2 separate regions of the Homo sapiens genome follow, and region 2 is linked to region 1. A link is an interaction called in ENCODE POLR2A ChIA-PET data of the cell type or tissue named here. Cell type or tissue: B cell. All regions are shown on one strand. Region 1 has its middle 5.9 kb from the start of LRRC39. Region 2 overlaps RTCA (RNA 3'-terminal phosphate cyclase).

Evidence for each region. ChIA-PET counts read pairs that join two places held together with the same protein. Peaks named below come from ENCODE experiments on the same cell type or tissue, not always from the same donor. Only the 100,000 strongest peaks of a DNase experiment are listed, where the experiment ranks them.
Region 2: POLR2A ChIA-PET joins it to region 1 with 6 read pairs; 5 of 35 experiments call an interaction of 5 or more read pairs at or near these places.

Annotation. Positions count from the first base shown.
Region 1 is chr1:100,181,673-100,186,672 of GRCh38, reverse strand. No RefSeq gene overlaps it. Among named protein-coding and RNA genes, the nearest start is that of LRRC39, 5.9 kb to the right of the region's middle. In B cell, no CTCF peak of the experiment used is centred here; a DNase peak (open chromatin) is centred at 1,932; H3K27ac peaks cover 998 bases.
Region 2 is chr1:100,284,169-100,289,168 of GRCh38, reverse strand. RTCA (RNA 3'-terminal phosphate cyclase) reads right to left here. Exons shown (of 11, transcript NM_003729.4): 9 at 3,847-3,941; 10 at 1,966-2,070. Among named protein-coding and RNA genes, the nearest start is that of MIR553, 5.4 kb to the right of the region's middle. In B cell, no CTCF peak of the experiment used is centred here; no DNase peak of the experiment used is centred here.

The DNA.
Region 1 (5,000 bases):
AATTTTTCTTAGCTATTTTAGTAACTTAAATATTTAAGGTATTAAAAGATTGAAACTGTGGGCCGGGGTCATGCCTGTAATCCCAGCACTTTGGGAGACTGAGGTGGGTGGATCACCCGAGGTCAGGAGTTTGAGACCAGCCTGGCCAACATAGTGAAACCCCATCTCTACTAAAAAATACAAAAATTAGCTGGGTGTGGTGGTGGGTGCCTGTAGTCCCAGCTACTTGGGAGGCTGAGGCAGGAGAATTGCTTGAACCTGGGAGGTGAAGGTTGCAGTGAGCCCAGATCACACCACTGCACTCCAGCCTGGGCAACAGAGCAAGACTCTGTCTCAAAAAAAAAGATTGAAACTGTGGGGAAATGTAGCAGAAGTCATATGAGACTGACTGGAATCAGAGTTTAAGGTCCAGGGGAAAGACATTTGGTGTCCACCAACATTCCCCACCTCTCCTTAGAAACAGTCTCTGTTTTGTGAGACCAAGTGGTTCAAGTTAGGATGTAGCCATAACTTTCTAATATAAATCTCAAAATATGGAGAAGAATGACCCATTAACATTTGGCAAGTGTACAGTCTGTTATTTAAGAGTTTTCCTTGCATAGACACACAGACACACACACATCCATCCACCCAACCTTACCTGGAAGATTTCCACATAAAGGAGTATCGGTGTTCACAACAGTGTAGTACTGGCATAAAGACAGACATAAAGACCAATGGAATAGAATAGAGGCCCAGAAATAAACCCTCACATATATGGTCAAATGTTTTTCTGACAAGGGTGCCAAGACAATTCACACTCTTGTGAAAGGGGAAAGAACAGTCTTTTCAGCAAGTGGTGCTGGGAACACTAGAATGAAGAATACAAAAGAATGAAGTTGGACCCTGCTATGGTCTGAATGTTGTGTCCCCCCCATTAATTCATACATTGAAACCTAATCCCCAAGGTGATGGTATTAAGAAGTGGGGCTTTTGGGAGATAATTAGATCATAAGGACATTGCCTTCATAAATGGGATTAGTGTCCTTATAAAAGAGGCCCTGAAGGAGCTTGTTTCACCTGTGAGGATACAGGGAGAAAGTACTACCTATGAGGAATACACCCTTGCCAAACACCAAATCTGCTGGTGCCTTGATCTTGGACTTCCCAGCCTCCAGAACTATGAGCAATAAATTCTGTCATTTAGAAATTGTCCAGTCTCGGCTGGGTGCAGTGGCTTATCCCTGTAATCCCAGCATTTTGGAGGCTGAGGCTGGTGGACTGCTTAAGCTCAGGAGTTTGAGACCAGCCTAGGCAACATAGTGAAACTCCAACTCTATCAAAAATAAAAAATAAAAAATTAGTTGGGCATGGTGGTGCATGCCTGTAGTCCCAGCTACTCAGGAGGCTGAGGTCAGAGGACCACTTGAGCCCAGGAGGTGGAGGTTGTGGTGCGTGATCACACCACTGCACTCCAGCCTGGTGACAGAGTGAGACTCTGTCTCAAAAAAAAAAAAAAAAAAAAAGGAATTACCCATTCTATCTCAGATGTAAGGATGGATCAACATACACAAATCTATAAATGTGATACACCACATTAACAGACTAAAAGACACAAATCATTTGATCATTTCAATAGATGTAAAAAAAAGCATTTGACACAATTCAGCATCCTTTCATTTAAAAAACTGAGCAAATTAGGTATAGAAGGAATGTACCTCAACACAAGAAAGACCAGATGTGACAAACCCACAGCCAACATTATACTCAATGGTGAAGAGTTGAAAGCTTTTTCTATAAGATCAGGAACAAGACAAGGATGCTGTATTAATCTGTTCTCTCACTGCTATAAAGATACTACCAAAAGAGGCTTAATTGACTCACAGTTCTGCATGACTGGAGAGGCCTCAGGAAACTTACAGCAGAAGACAAAGGGGAAGCAAAGCTTGTCTTACATGGCAGCAGGCAAGAGAGAGAGCAAGAAGGGGGAAGCACCAGACACTTATCAAACAACCAGATCTTGTGAGAACTCACTATCACGACAACAGCATGGGGGAAACCACCCCCATGATCCAATCACCTCCCTCCAAGTCCCTCCCTTGATATGTGGGGATTACAATTTGAATTACAATTTGATATGAGATTTGGGTGGGGACACAGCCAAACCATATCAGATGCCCACACCTGTCACTTCTACTCAATATAGTACTGTAAGTTTTAGCCAGAGCAATTAGGAAAGATAAAGAAATAAAAGGCATACAAATTGGAAAGGAAAATGTTAAATTGTCCCTGTTTACAGATTACATGATCTTATATATTAAAAAAAAAACTCTAATGACTCCACCAAAAAAAAAAAGTTAAGACTAATAAAGTCAGTAAAGTTGCAGGATATAAAATTAACATACAAAAATCATTGTGTTTCTATACACTAACAACAAACTATCCAAAAAGGAAATAAAAAATATTTTACAATAGCTAGAAAGAAAAAAAAATACTTAGAAATAAATTCAACTAGAGGTGAAAGATCTGTCCACTGCAAACTATAAAACATTGATGAAAAAAATTGAAGACATAAATAAATGAAAAGATATCCCATGTTCATAGATTGGAAGAATTAATATTGTTAAAGTGTCCATACTACCCAAAGTGATCTACAGATTCAATGAAATCTCTATCAAAATCCTAATGACTGTTTTCACAGAAATAGAATAAACAATCCTAAAGTTCCACAAAAGACTTCAAATAGCCAAAGCAATCTTGAGCAAAAAGAACAAAGCTGGGGTGTTGACACTACCTGACTTCAAAATATACCACACCGCTACAGTAATCAAACAGCATGATAAGGCTGGACACAGTGACCCACGCCTATAATCACAACACTTTGGGAGGCTGAGGCAGAAGGATTGCTTGAGCCCAGGAATTCAAGACCAGCCTGGGCAACACAGGCAGAACCTGTCTCTGCAAAAAATGTTTTAAATGCTGGGTATGGTGGCGTGTGCCTGTGGCCCCAGCTACTCAGGAGACTGAGGTGGGAGAATTGCTTGGGCCTGGGAGGTCGAGGCTGCAAAGAGTTCTGATTGTACCACTGCACTCTAGCCTGGGCAACACAGTGAGATCCTGCCTCAAAAAAGGCTGCAAGAAAACAGCATGATAGCCAGGTGCAGAGGCACATGCCTATAGTCCCAGCTACTAGGGAGGCTAAGGCAGGAGGATTGCTGGAGCCCAGGAGTTCAATGCCAGCCTGGGCAACATAGTGAGACCCTGTCTCTAAAAATACAAATAAGTAAAACAGTATGGTACTGGCATAAAAACAGACGCAGACCGATAGAACAGAATAGAGAGCCCAGAAATAAATTCACACATTTATGGTCAATTGGTTTTTTGTTTGTTTTGAGACAGGGTCTCCCTTTGTCACCCAGGCTGAAGTGCAGTGATGCTATCATAGCTTACTGCAGCCTTGAGCTCTTGGGCTCAAAGGATCCTCCTGCCTCACCCTCCTGAGTAGCTAAGATTACAGGTGTGCCCCATTATGCCCAGCTAATTAAAACTTTTTTTTTTTTTTGTAGAGGCAGGGGCTTGCTATGTTGCCCAGGTTGGTTTCAAACTCCTGACCTCAAGCAATCCACACATCTCAGCCTCGTAATGTGCTTGGATTACAGGCATAAGCCAATATGCCCAGCCAACAGTCAACTGATTTTTGACAAAGGTGCCAAGAACACACAATCAGCAAACAACACTCTCTTCACTCAATGGTGTTGGGACAACTGGATATCCATATACAGAGGAATAAAACTAATACTTCATGCTACATTAAAAAATAAACTACAAATGAATTAAAGACTTAAATATAAGACCTAAAACTATAAAACTACTAGAAGAAACCATAGAAGAAAAGCTCCATGACATTCATCTGGGCAATAATTTTTTGGATACAAATCCAAAAACACAGGCAACAAAAACAAACATTGACAAATGGGATTACACCAAACTAAAAATCTCTTGCACGGCCAAGAACACAAACAACAAAGTGAAGAGACAACCTGTCTGCAAATCATACATCCGATAAGGGGTTAATAAAAAAAAAAAAAAAAAAAAAGAAACTCAACTCAGCAATGAGAAAACAAAGAACTCAATTTAAAAATTGGCAAAGGATCTGAGTAGACATTTCTCCAAAGAAGACATAAAAATATCCAACAGGTATATGAAAAAGTGCCCCAAATCAAAAATCACAGTGAGATATCACCTCACGCCTGTTAGAATGACTGTTATCAAAAACACAAAAGATAACACGTGTTGGTGAGGATGTGGAGAAAAGGAAACCCTTGCACATTGTTGGTGGGAATGTAAATTAGTACAGCCCTTGTGAAAAACAGTATGGAGATTCCTAAAAAAAATTAAAAATTAAAAAACTACTATAGGATCCATTAATCCAGTACTAAGTACGTATCCAAAATAAAGGAAATCAGTATGTCAAACAGATATCTGCACCCTGATGCTTATTACAATATTATTCACACTAGCCAAGATGAAATGAACCTAAGTGTTCATCAACAGATGAATGGATAAAGAAAATGCATATGTACACAATGGAGTGTTATTCAGCCTTGAAAAAGAAAGAAATCCTGTCACTAGCAACAACATGAATAAATGTGGAAGACATTATATTAAGTGAAATAAGCCAGGAACAGAAACACAAATATACCACTTAATTTCACTTATACACGGGATCTAAGAAAGTTGAACTCATAGAAGTAGAGAATATGGTGGTTACCAGAGACTTGGGAGAGGGGTTGGGGAAACAGACAAACAAACTACCTATTTCAAAATTTTTTTATAGCAGCCTGAGCAGACTAAGACAGACCCTTACCCAATACCATGTATAAAAATTAACTCAAGCCGGGCGCGGTGGCTCACGCCTGTAATCCCAGCACTTTGGGAGGCCGAGGCGGGCGGATCACGAGGTCAGGAGATCGAGACCACGGTGAAACCCCGTCTCTACTAAAAATACAAAAAATTAGCCG
Region 2 (5,000 bases), 100 kb before region 1:
CAACAGAGCAAGCCCCTGTCTCTTAAAAGAAAAAAAAAAAAGAAAGGCCAGGCGCGGTGGCTCATGCCTGTAATCCCTGCACTTTGGGAGGCCAAGGCAGGCAGATCGCGTAAGGCCAGGAGTTTGAGACCAGCCTAGCTAACACAGTGAAACCCTGTCTCTGCTAAAAAGTACAAAAATTAGCTGGACATGGTGGCACACGCCTGTAATCCCAGCTACTCTGGAGGCTGAGGCATGAGAATTGCTTGAACCTGGGAGGCAGAGGTTGCTGTGAGCCAAGACTGTGCCACTGCACTCCAACCTGGGCTAACAGAGCAAGACTCTATCTTAAGAAAAAAAAAAAGAAAAGAAAAAGGATCATCATACAAATAGGAGTAGGGCAGCAACAGTGGTTTTGTGTATGGGACACTTCTGTAATGATTAATTTTTTAAATTAATATATGTTACTTTTGTCACTTTAAAAAATGCTTAAGACTAGGGCTGGGCATGCTGGCTTACACCTGTAATCCTAGCGCTTTGGGAGATTGAGGTCAGAGGACTGCTTGAGCCCAGGAGTTCAAGACCAGCCTGGGAATGTGGCAAGACTCCATCTCTACAAAACATCAAAAAATTAGCCAGGTGTGGTGGCACACTCCCGTAGCCCCAGCTACTTGGGAGGCTGCGGTGGGAGGATCATTTGAGAGCCCAGGAGGTTTGTGCCACTGCAATCCAGCCTGGGCAACAGTGTGAGACCCTGTCTCAAAAACAATAATAATAAAAATGCTTAAGATTAGCAACTTCCCTTATAAAATTGTTACAAATTTTATATTTCTTTATAAAATTACTTTATAAAGAATAAGCAAAATGGGAAATATGCTACATGTTACTGAAATAAGCAAGAAATGAAGTTGTATGCATTAACTGCAAAAAATGCAAAGAGAAACGATTTAGGAGAAGAGGAAAACACCTAAATGTCAACAGTGGTTTTACCGGCAAGGGGAAATTATGAGAAGGCTTTTCCCCTCTATTTCCTATAAAGAAATTACATTAGTTTCATGATGAAATATACCTATTGTTTCTTTAAATTAACAATCCAGGCCAGGCACAGTGGCTCACACCTATAATCACAACACTTTGGGAGGCCAAGGTGGACAGATCACCTGAGCTATGAAGTTTGAGACCAGCCTAAGCAACATGGCAAAACCCCATCTCTACAAAAATTAGAAAAATTAGCCAGGTGTGGTGGCATGTGCCTGTAATCCTAGCTACTTGGGAGGCTAAGGCAGGAGAATCACTTGAGCCTGGGAGGCAGAAGTTGCAGTGAGCCGAGATCATGCCATTGCACTCCAGCCTGGGCAACAGTGTGAGACCCTGTCTCAAAAAAAAAAAAAAAAAGAATCCTGTAGGAAAGGTATGAATATGAGCTCATATAATGATAAATCCTTCTTCATTAAAAACTGTACGTCAACTCTACTAAATTTCAGAGGACAGTGAATATTAGTTTCAACAAATATTCTATTTTACCAATAGAATCAAGAAAATAAAATGTCTAAAATTTTATATAAATTTTTTTATAGCCAACTATGAATCCCTTGTGATTTGATATCATAGTTCACAACAAAACATCTTTACTTACTCTGTAAGGCAGTACCACACAGTGATTATAACATGGGTTTTGAAGTATGCTTTCCCAGGTTTGCTCAAAGCTCAGCTCTGCCACTAAAAATCCATGTGGCCTTGAACAATTTAATGAATCTCTCTGCCTCACTTTACTCATATTTATAATGGGAATAATAATAAATAGCCACCTACAATAGTTATGCTGAGTAGACAGTTTAGATAAATTGCTAAATTAGCTCAGTGCCTGTCACACAGGAAACAGTGATAGCAATTATGATTACTATTAAGTTTCCTATTAAAATTTAACCCAAAATTGGCTAAAATAAAAATCAAAATATCAATTTCCCTTTCTGATAGAATACTCACCTTTGCTATTTGTTCAGCAAAATGTATCGCGGTTTGCGTATGGAGTGTAACTGGTCCTGTTTTTATTCTGGAAACTCCATTGGCTAATGCCATGAAAACAATCAGCTATTTAAAAAAGAACAAAGAAAAACCTCACACATTTATTAATATTTGGCATTATAATTCCACTGCTGCCCATAATAAAAATACTACTAGAAATAAAAATTGCTAAAACAGAATTTCTATTTCTTTAGGTTTCCAGACATACTCAGAAGATGACAGAAAACCTATGTTACCCTAAGTCTGTGAGTAGTACAAAAAGGCTTGGTAGCAGCTCTCAACATATAATTTTTTAAATTAATATTTACAAGTAAAATACAGAACAGTAATATACTTAGACCAACTATCTCTACAAGTTGGTATATATAATATGATGTTTATTCTACTCTCTTAAATTACATTTTAACAGCTGAATAGACAGACTAATACTGGGACTTTACTGGGAGTTTAAAGTAGACCTGGGCAAGGAGGAGGAGACTAGAAATAACAGAAACTGTCTTAAGAAACAGGTCAAGAAATCTCGAGGACTATATTTCTAAATGTGGACACTACTGATTTGGGACTAAGGAGACAAAAGTATGGTAGAAAGGAAAATCTATAAAGATAACAGACCATAAAAACAATATTTGGAAATATTCAGTATCACTTCTCACTGTGAGTGAACGTGCTAAGTTTTTTTTGTTTTTCGTTTTTTTTTTTTTTTTTTTTTTGAGACGGAGTCTTGCTCTGCCACCCAGGCTGGAGTGCAGTGGCGCATTCTCGGCTCACTGCAAAACTCCGCCTCCCAGGTTCACGCCTTTCTCCTGCCTCAGCCTCCCGAGTAGCTACGACTACAGGCACCCGCCACCACGCCCGGCTAATTTTTTGTATTTTTTCAGTAGAGACGGGGTTTCACCGTGTTAGCCAGGATGGTCTCGATCTCTTGACCTCGTGATCCGCCCACCTCGGCCTCCCAAAGTGCTGGGATTACAGGCTTGAGCCACCGCGCCATGCAACGTGCTAAGTTTGAGAGGTCTGTGACACGTCCAAGTGGAGGTGTTGACAGGCATAGGGGATATTATGAGCAAGGAGTTAAAGAGAAAGGCCTGGGCTTCGGATATAAATTTGGGAGTTGTCAGCATAAAGACGGTACTTAAGCCATGAGACTGGACAAACTAAGAGAGGGAGCAACTACAGAAAAAGAAAACAAGTATAAGCCAAAGTCCAGGGGCTCATCAAAATTTAGAAGTTGGCCAGGCACAGTGGCTCATGGCCCTTAATCTCAAAACTCTGGGAGGCCAAAGTGGGAGGATCACTTGGGTGCCAGAGTTTAGGATTAGCCTGGTCAACATACTGAGACCTCGTCTCTATAAAAATTAAAACAAAAAAAAGTTTTAAATTAGGTAGGCATGACAGCATGTGCCTGTAGGCCTAGCTACTCAGGAAGCTGAAGCAGGAGGATCACTTGAAACCAGGAGTTCGAGACCAGCCTGGGCAACATAGCAAGACTCTGTCTCCACCAAAAAAAAAAAAATTGTTGTTGAGAAGATGAAAACCATAATAAACTAGCAAAGGAGACTAGAATGTATGGCCAGTGAGATAGGAAGATAACAGTATTTCAGAAACCAAGGAAAGAAAATACTTCAAAAAGGAAGGAGTGGTCAATTGCGCAAAACACTGTAGACACGTAAAGTAAAATGAGGGCTGAAATTTGAGGAATGCAAATCCCAGAATATTTTTTTAAATTATTGAAGTAGGACTTGCTAATTAGTGTCTGAAAGTCAATTATTTAAATTGATATTCAATCTACCACATATTCAAATCTAACAGGTTAGAGGGTTTTTAACCTAAATGTGTCATTACCTGGTCTTGCAGATACTCATCCACAGTACCACCATGTCTAAGATTTGCTAATAGCATTTCGGCAGCTTCAATTCCAACTTTGTCTGCATTTACACCTTAAGATAAGCACAACATTAAAACAAAACAAAACAAAACAAAACAAAACTAATTACTAAGAGACAAAAAGTTTGGTATATCCCAATTAGCACTGGTATACAATTTTTAGGCCTCAAAAACCCACTCAATGCACCTTTTAGAATAAGATCTTTAGTTATTTAATATTCTGAGTGTTTGGGATACACAAGTCTTATACCTTTAAATATACTAGTGGAGGAAAATATAGGCTTCATTAGTCCTATTTAAAATGTACTAATTTATAAAGCCAGTTTATAAGTTAAGTTATGACCCTATAATGCTATGCCTCAATTTCAAAAATTAAAACTTGCAGCCAGGCATGGTGGCTCATGCCTGTAATCCCAGGACTTTGAGAAGCTAAGGTGTAAGAATTGCTTGAGGCCAGGAATTCAAGGCTGGCCTGGGCAACATAGCTAGACGCCATCTACCAAACAAACAAATTCCCCTCCCAAATCCTAGAAAAGCATGCGTGTTACAATTAGTCTGCAGGTAATTCCATCAGAATTAAAGAATTTGGCTCAGTGCGGTGGCTCACGCCTGTAATCCCAATGCTTTGGGAGGCTGAGGCGGATGGATCACTTGAGGTCAGGAGTTTGAGGCCAGCCTGGCCAAAATGGCAAAACCCCATCTCTACTAAAAATACAAAATTTAGCTGGGCATGGTGGTGCATGCCTGTAATCCCAGCTGCTCAGGAGGCTGAGGCAAGAGAATCACTTGAACCTGGGAGGTGGAGGTTGCAGTGAGCTGAGATTGTGCCACTGTACTCCATCCTGGGTGACAGAGCAGGACTCTGCCAAAAAAAAAAAAAAAATTAAAGAATTTTTTTAAAGTCAGGAAATTACATTTTATGTAAAAAAAGAGCATATAACATTATCAGATAAAATATTTTAGAGTTTTATTTCCTCTAAGATTTGAACAGGTATTCGCTTATTTTAAATATAAGTCAGAATATTTACCCTCTTGCCCTATTCCCTATCTCTCCATACATATTCCAAATCTTTGGTACAACACTGAATACAAAGTAAGTCTGTCACAAGTAG